Regions from separate parts of the Homo sapiens genome. Here region 1 is linked to region 2. The links are chromatin contacts, found by Hi-C or POLR2A ChIA-PET in ENCODE. All regions are on one chromosome and are shown on one strand. Each heading gives the region's core, a stretch centred on a gene start or an enhancer-like site at or near the end of the contact. The rest is flanking DNA. Distances are from core to core; before and after follow the strand shown.

Region 1 (3,555 bases), core at 1,056-3,555, 1.2 Mb before region 2:
CAGAGTGAGACTCCGTCCCCACTGCCAAAAAAAAAAAAAAGGAAGTGGTGTACTTTTCAGAAGAAGAGATTGACATTGGGCAGAGCCAGAAACAAGAAATGGCCAAGACACATGCTGACCAATGTACTTTTACACTGAGGGTTCCCAGCTTGTGGGCTAAGAATACCTTGGAGAGCTTTGGAGCTGTTGCAAGAGACCCTAAGTCTATCTATGCCACAACTATGGTCTGAGGCTTGGTAGATAACATAATTTATATCCCTATACTACCCTTCCCTGAAGATATATAGACGCTATTGGATGTTATTGGCTTAATTCAATGCAAATTCATTTTCAAGAGTTACTAGATTCATAGTAATAGTATCTTCTTAGGGTAGACTTTCCTAACCAAAAAATACTACAAACAAAATGACTGCCACACGGGAATCTGCAAAATAGAGATCACTATTTTGATCTCACTAAATTGTTCTAAGGTTCAAATGACTAAGTACTTGGAGTACTTAGTGCTTGGGACACAGTAAATATGCAGTAAATACCAACCACTAGCCTTCTGATGATGCCATTTTGTCCCATGAGGGCCTGCAGGAGAGAACTCTGCCAGCATGTGCACTGACCTGGTCACCTCAGTAGCTATATTTCTCACAGTGAACTCACGCTCGGTCTTGAGAGAAGGCCCTCCAACTCTGTGGCTCACCGGCACTGTCTTCCTGTGTCTGGGTAGGACCTAAACATGCACTCCTGGTGACTTAACTCAGGTGCTGCTTCCCAAGGAAGGTCACCTTAGCCACTAGGTGGCCTCCCTCCAAGTCTGTTTGTTGGTTAGGAAAATCTACACTAAGAAGAAACTATTGCTATGAGTCTAGTAACTCTTGAAAATGAATTTGCATTGAATTAAATCTAATAACAGCCAATAACATCTATATATATTCAGGGAAGGCTAGTATAGAGATATAAATTATGTTATCTACCAAGCCTCAGACCACGATTGTGGCATAGATAGACTTAGGGCCTCTTGCAACAGCTCCAAAGCTCTCCCTCCAAGTCTTCTCTAAGGCCAGCATTCTTCTTGTCCTATGGGCAACACATAGTCTAGACAGAGGGTAAGGGACATCAACAGAGTAACAACAAGCAGGTTGGTTGGTATTCGATTTTGCTTTGGAGACGAAGATGGCTTTACCTTACAATAAGCAGTCAGGTAGAGCTGGGGGTCATTTTGAGGGGGAAAATAACCCAAACAGAACTGTGTTTTAGGAGAATTAACCTTCCTAGGGTGTATAGGTTGAAGAATGAAAAGGAGATACTGCCCATGGTCTCTTTTTCTCTCTAGTGTAGCTTTTTCAAGCTAGAAGAATAACTATAACAACTTTCTGAAGTCAGTTTCCTCATCTGCAACTTCCCCCACAATCTCCCATCCAAGACCAAGGTAGCCTGATCCCACTAATCATCAGAGACCAGATGAAATCAGGTGTGTTCAGGATTGTACGGTGTGCCATCTATAAAGCACGTGGGGTGTGTTTCTACACTGGGGGTTCCCAGCCTGTGGGCTAAGAATACCGTGGAGAGCTTTGGAGCTGTTGCAAGAGGCCCTAAGTCTATCTATGCCACAACCGTGGTCTGAGGCTTGGTAGATAACATAATTTATATCTCTATACTACTCTTCCCTGAATATATATAGATGTTATTGGCTGTTATTGGATTTAATTCAATGCAAATTCATTTTCAAGAATTACTAGATTCATAGCAATAGTTTCTTCTTAGTGTAGATTTTCCTAACCAACAAATAGTACAAACAAAATGACTGCCACACAGGAGTCTGTAAAATAGAGATCACTATTTTGATCTCACTAAATTGTTCTAAGGTTCAAATGACTAAGTACATGGAGGTGCTTAGAACAGTGCTTGGGACACAGTAAATATGCAGCAAATGCCAACCATTATCATAAAGCAATTCTCATTCCTGAAAGGTGGGGCTCACTCATCTAGATGATCTCTAAAGCCATGCTTTGTGCCTCTGAGCTTTAATGGCTTTCTACATTTTATGAAAAATCTTGTGATGGGGGCAGACATTCTTTGAGATCTGTTGCTGTTGCTGACGCAGAAAGTGCCTTAGCCTATGAGCCATTCTTCTAAGCTTGGATAGAAGGCGTCCTTGGAAGAGGGCCCATATCTCTTCAATTGACAGTGTGGCCCAGAGAGGCCGCAGTCGGAGACCTCTGGGCACTAACACAAGGGCGGTCTGTTTCCTCCAGGGAGGAATGAACTGACTTCTGTTGTGTCCCACGCAGCTCGTCCACTGCAAAGCTCAGCGAAAAATACTAAAGTGACCTCAAGGTGGCACTGCAACCCAAAATTTCACACAAGGGCACACAACCTCAGTTCATTTTGGGGGGTTTTTGTGTTTTTTTGTTAATTTTTGTTTTTTGATCATATCAATTATTTTTATTATCTTTAGAAATAGAAACACAAAACTTAAGAATTTTGTAGAGAATTTGAGTGACTTTAAGAGTGTGTCCTCAGAGTCCAGTTTAAAAAAACAATTCTTCCGACTTTAAAGTCCTGGAGTTGCAGGAAGTATCCTGTCTTCAGGTGAGGGTCTCAGAGGTGATTTATTCCTGAAGTTGGGTATTTGCAAGCTTTTCAAAGCTTTCAGAGCTATCATCATCAGAGGGCCACAAGATGGAGAAGGCACTCCTTGAAATATCCTTTATTTTAGGAAAATAATTTTTCAAAAATTTCAATAGGTTTTGGTGGAACAGATTGTGTTTGGTTACACGCATAAGTTCTTTAGCGGTCGTTTCTGAAATTTTGGTGCCCTCATAACCCAACCAGTGTACGCTGTACCCAATTTGTAGTCTATTATCCCTCACCCCCCCGCTCCCACCCTTTCCCCCGAGGTCCCAAAGTCCATTGTATCATTCTTATGCCTTTGTGGCCTCATAGCTTAGCTCCCATTTATAAGTGAGAACATGCGATGTTTGATTGTCCATTCCTGAGTCACTTCACCTAGAATAATGGTCTCCAATTCCATTCAGGTTGCTGCAAATGCCATTATTTTATTCCTTTTTAAGGCCTTCAGTTTATTTTTTTTAATGATATATGATAGTTTACATATTTATGGAGTACATGTGCTATTTTGTTATATGCATCAAATGTGTAATGATCAAGTCAGGGTATTTGGAGTCTCCATTACCCTGAGTATCATTTCTACGTGCTGGGAACATTTCATGTTCTCTCTTCTAGCTACTTTGAAATATACAATACATTGTTGTTAACTAGAGTCACCCTACTCTGCTATTGAACACCTCCCCCCGTGCAAAAAAAAAAAAAGGATTGTATTGCTCAGTTCATTTTTAAAGCCTTCTTTCTCAAACTTTACTGTGCATAAAATCCAGCCAGGATCTTGCTAAAATGCAGCTTCTGAATCAGTAGGCCTGGGATGGAGCCTGAAATTCTGCATGTCTGACGTCTCTCAGGTGATGCGAACGCTGCAGCCTGGTTTTAGCTGGAATATAGCTTTCAGCAATTCTCTGCTGTTGTTTCTAATTAGGGACAGGAGTG
Region 2 (3,220 bases), core at 146-2,645:
CCGTCGGCACTCACGACGCCACAGAGGGCAGTGGCAGGCTTGGGCTGCGCGGTGAAGTCCATCCTGGGGGACAACTTTTGGTTCACAGTCCTCTACCGGCCTCTATCGGTCAGAAAACCAAAGTTCAGCGGGAAAGGGGCGACTTTGTAACCTCTTTTTTCATTTCAAATCTCTCTAATCTGGAAAAGGCCCTGTCTCCCCAGAGGCCGGGGACCCGGCAGCGGCCTCGCCACCCGCTCTTTCCCAGGGATCGAACCCCGCCGGCCCCGCCAACCCGGCCCTGCCAGCCCCAGGCTCACGGGGCTCCTCCGCACCAGCCGCCGTGGCCGCCGAACAGCGCCAGGAGTTTCCCATTCCGCCTTTCACAATGAAATCCACCCCCGAGCACCAGGGTCCGAAGTTTGGCGGCCCCGGGAGGCCGGCAAGGACCCCAAGGCCCCCGCTCGGCGGTGGGGAAGCACCCAGTCCCGCCCGGCCAGTCCCCTCCGGGAAACCAGACCCGAGGCCTATAGGGCTCGGCTTAGGCCGCAAAACTAGGGACCCAGCGGACCCACGCGCAGCGGCGGCTGCCGGGAACAAAACGCCCTTGCCCAGCCGAGCCTCGGACCCGGGGTAGTCCCCGCCGCGCTGCCACCCCTCCCCTGTTCCGCTCCCTCACCCCCGCGGGAGGGGAAAACAAGCCGCCCTCCACCCTCAGCCCCACGCCAGGAAGCGGCTGACGCGCCTCCGCACTTCACATTTTGTTCCTTCAACTTCGGCTGAGGGACCCCAGCTGCTTCTCTGGCCCCCGGCCGCTTGGCGCCTCCGGCACCGCCGAGGCCTTCCCGGCACCCTCGGGCGGCCCCACCGGGCCTCGGACCCGCGGCCCCCCCCTCCAGTCTCCCCTTCCGTCCCCTCCCTCCAGCAGCCTAGGGCGGGAGCCGAGCCGCCGCCGCCTTTACCTCCTCCTCATGCGGGCGGAAGGTGCATCGAGCGCCCGGGCCTCTGTCAGGTGGTTGCGCCGCCGCCCCTAGTCGGGCTGCACACAAAGCGGCTCCGCGGGTCCCGCCGCCGCCGCCGCCGCCGCCCGCCCGCCCGGGAGCGGCGCTGGGGCTGGCGGTGCCGAGGAGGAGCAGCCGCCGCGGGGGGAGACGCGGGGCGAGTGAGCGCTGGGCGGGGAGACAGTGCCGCTCTCCGTCTGGCCGAGGAAGAGCAGCCTCGAAGGCTCCTCCGGGAGTGTGTGCGCTTGTGTCCGTCCGGGACCCCCGCGGCCCGCCCGCACGCACCTCGCGCCGGCCCGGACCGCCGACTCGGACCCGGACGCCCCTCGCAGAGGCGCGCGCCCGGCCGTCCGTGCCCCGGGAGCCGGGGCCTCGCGCACACACCGGCCGGTCACGCGAGCGGCGCGAGAGCACGCGAGAGCAGCGCGCGCTCCTCGCTCCCTCCCCTTCCTCCGCCGGCCGTGCATCCGCCTCCCTCGGGCCCGAGGCGGCCGCGCGCAGGGCGGACAGCGCCGCCACCCGGTTGGCGCCAATACCTGCCGCGCGGGGCGCCTCCCGGAGGACCCGACCGGAGAGGGCGAGAGGAGGAGGAGCCCGGGTGGCGGGAAGCGAGCCCAGGTTCCCGCGGCCTTGCGAGGGCACGCAGGGCAAACAGTGCTTTATCTTTCGCAGCGGCGATGAGCTGGTGACTTTTGGGGGTCATCCTGAGGGACATAGACGAAACTGGTTGGGAGGTAGTTAATTGCTCGGTGAAAATGAACTGATTTCCTCCTCAGGGAGAGATCTGCAAAGTCAAGGAAAGTTGTGCAATGGGGCGCAGCGTGAGCGGCTCACTCTCGGGTCTTCTGACAGCCACCCGAGTTGCCCACCCTCCTTAGATTTCTGAAGTTAATATTTTGAAAGCTGCAAAACATGAAAATAGCATTGGGTCGAGTCGTTCTCAAGGTATGGTCTTTGGGCCACCAGGCCTCACAATCACTTTGGGTACTGGCTGAAAACGTAGGTTTCCAACTCCAAAGATTAAAAAACATAAAAATATATGTTTTTTTAACGTAAAAATATATATGAACATAAAACATATAAAAATATAACATATAAAATAAAACACTAAAAAATATAAAAATATACATAAACATAAAAATCTCTGAGAGTGGAACCCAGAAATAAGCATTTATTAATTGGGTGGGTGATTCTTGTAAATAAGGAAGAGCTCATTTTTTAAAAATGTTTTAAACCTACCAAGCATTAACGTTTTCTGTCATCCAAAGGAAAACCACTATCAGGTAAAAACAGTGCACGCAGCAGTGTTTGAGCAATTTAATGTATGTAATTGAAACAAATTAACGCAAGAACATACACTTACCTATTTAAAAAAAATCAAGAGCATACACAAAATTTCCGAAGAGAAAGTTGAAAAAAGGATACGATAATATGAAATCACATTCAGCTCTTGAAACTGACCACTACCATAGTTTAAAATGATATTCGATTGTTTATTCAAATTATTCTTGATGGGTACCCATTGGTCTATTTTTTTCCCACATCCTTTAACGTCAACTTAAAAATAGTAAAGGTACTGCATTTCAGCTCACTGACTTGTTTTTGACGTATTACACAAGAGCAGTCATTGCGAATCTGACACTCCACAGTTGCTGATTTGCTAGAACTCTGCCCAAAAGTCAATGCTTTGTTCTTGGGCATTTACAGTACCAGGCAGAATCCATTTAAAAGTGTCCTCATCCAAACTATTAAGTGGACCAAAAGCTGCTCTCTTTTTAGGCTCTCCCTGTCACTTTTGATATTTATTTTTTTCTTTTGAGACGGAATCTTACTCTGTCACCCAGGCTGGAGTGCAGTGGCGTGATATCGGCTCACTGCAAGCTCTGCCTCCCGGGTTCACGCCATTCTCCTGCCTCAGTCTTCCGAGTAGCTGGGACTACAGGCGCCCGCCACCACGCCCGGCTAATTTTTTTTTTTTGTATTTTTAGTAGAGACGGGGTTTCACCATGTTAGCCAGGATGGTCTCGATCTCCTGAGCTAGTGATCCGCCCGCCTCGGCCTCCCAGAGTGCTGGGATTACAGGCATGAGCCACCGCGCCCGGCCAAATTTGATATTTCTTTGTGTGTTACATTTAATTAAACAACAATGATTTTATCTTTCATCCTCCTCAGTAGCTTGCCCATTATTAAATGGAGTTTTGTATATGTACATATATTTTATTTTATTTATTTTTTATATT

Evidence for each region. A loop is a pair of places that touch in the nucleus more often than their neighbours do. ChIA-PET counts read pairs that join two places held with the same protein, here RNA polymerase II (POLR2A). Pooled maps may share reads with other maps.
Region 1: a map of naive thymus-derived CD4-positive, alpha-beta T cell shows a loop between it and region 2 (17-fold over the local background). The contact joins the enhancer-like site here to the promoter of PDS5A in region 2. A Hi-C loop is called at or near these places in 2 of 168 maps with a recorded cell type or tissue (PC-9 and naive thymus-derived CD4-positive, alpha-beta T cell) and 8 of 50 pooled maps. POLR2A ChIA-PET finds 5 or more read pairs at or near these places in 1 of 52 experiments (activated B cell).

What each region holds. Positions count from the first base shown.
Region 1 is chr4:38,757,411-38,760,965 of GRCh38, forward strand. It overlaps the pseudogene RNA5SP158. Among named protein-coding and RNA genes, the nearest start is that of TLR10, 24 kb to the right of the region's middle. RefSeq lists an enhancer at 1-67. Within about 2 kb of position 2,306, at least 9 of the 41 ENCODE cell types and tissues checked have a DNase peak (open chromatin) inside an H3K27ac peak, as active enhancers do.
Region 2 is chr4:39,976,516-39,979,735 of GRCh38, forward strand. It overlaps PDS5A (PDS5 cohesin associated factor A), which reads right to left and starts at 1,396. Exons shown (of 33, transcript NM_001100399.2): 1 at 942-1,396; 2 at 1-102. The coding sequence starts at 62. RefSeq lists an enhancer at 1-643 and silencers at 181-930, 981-1,620.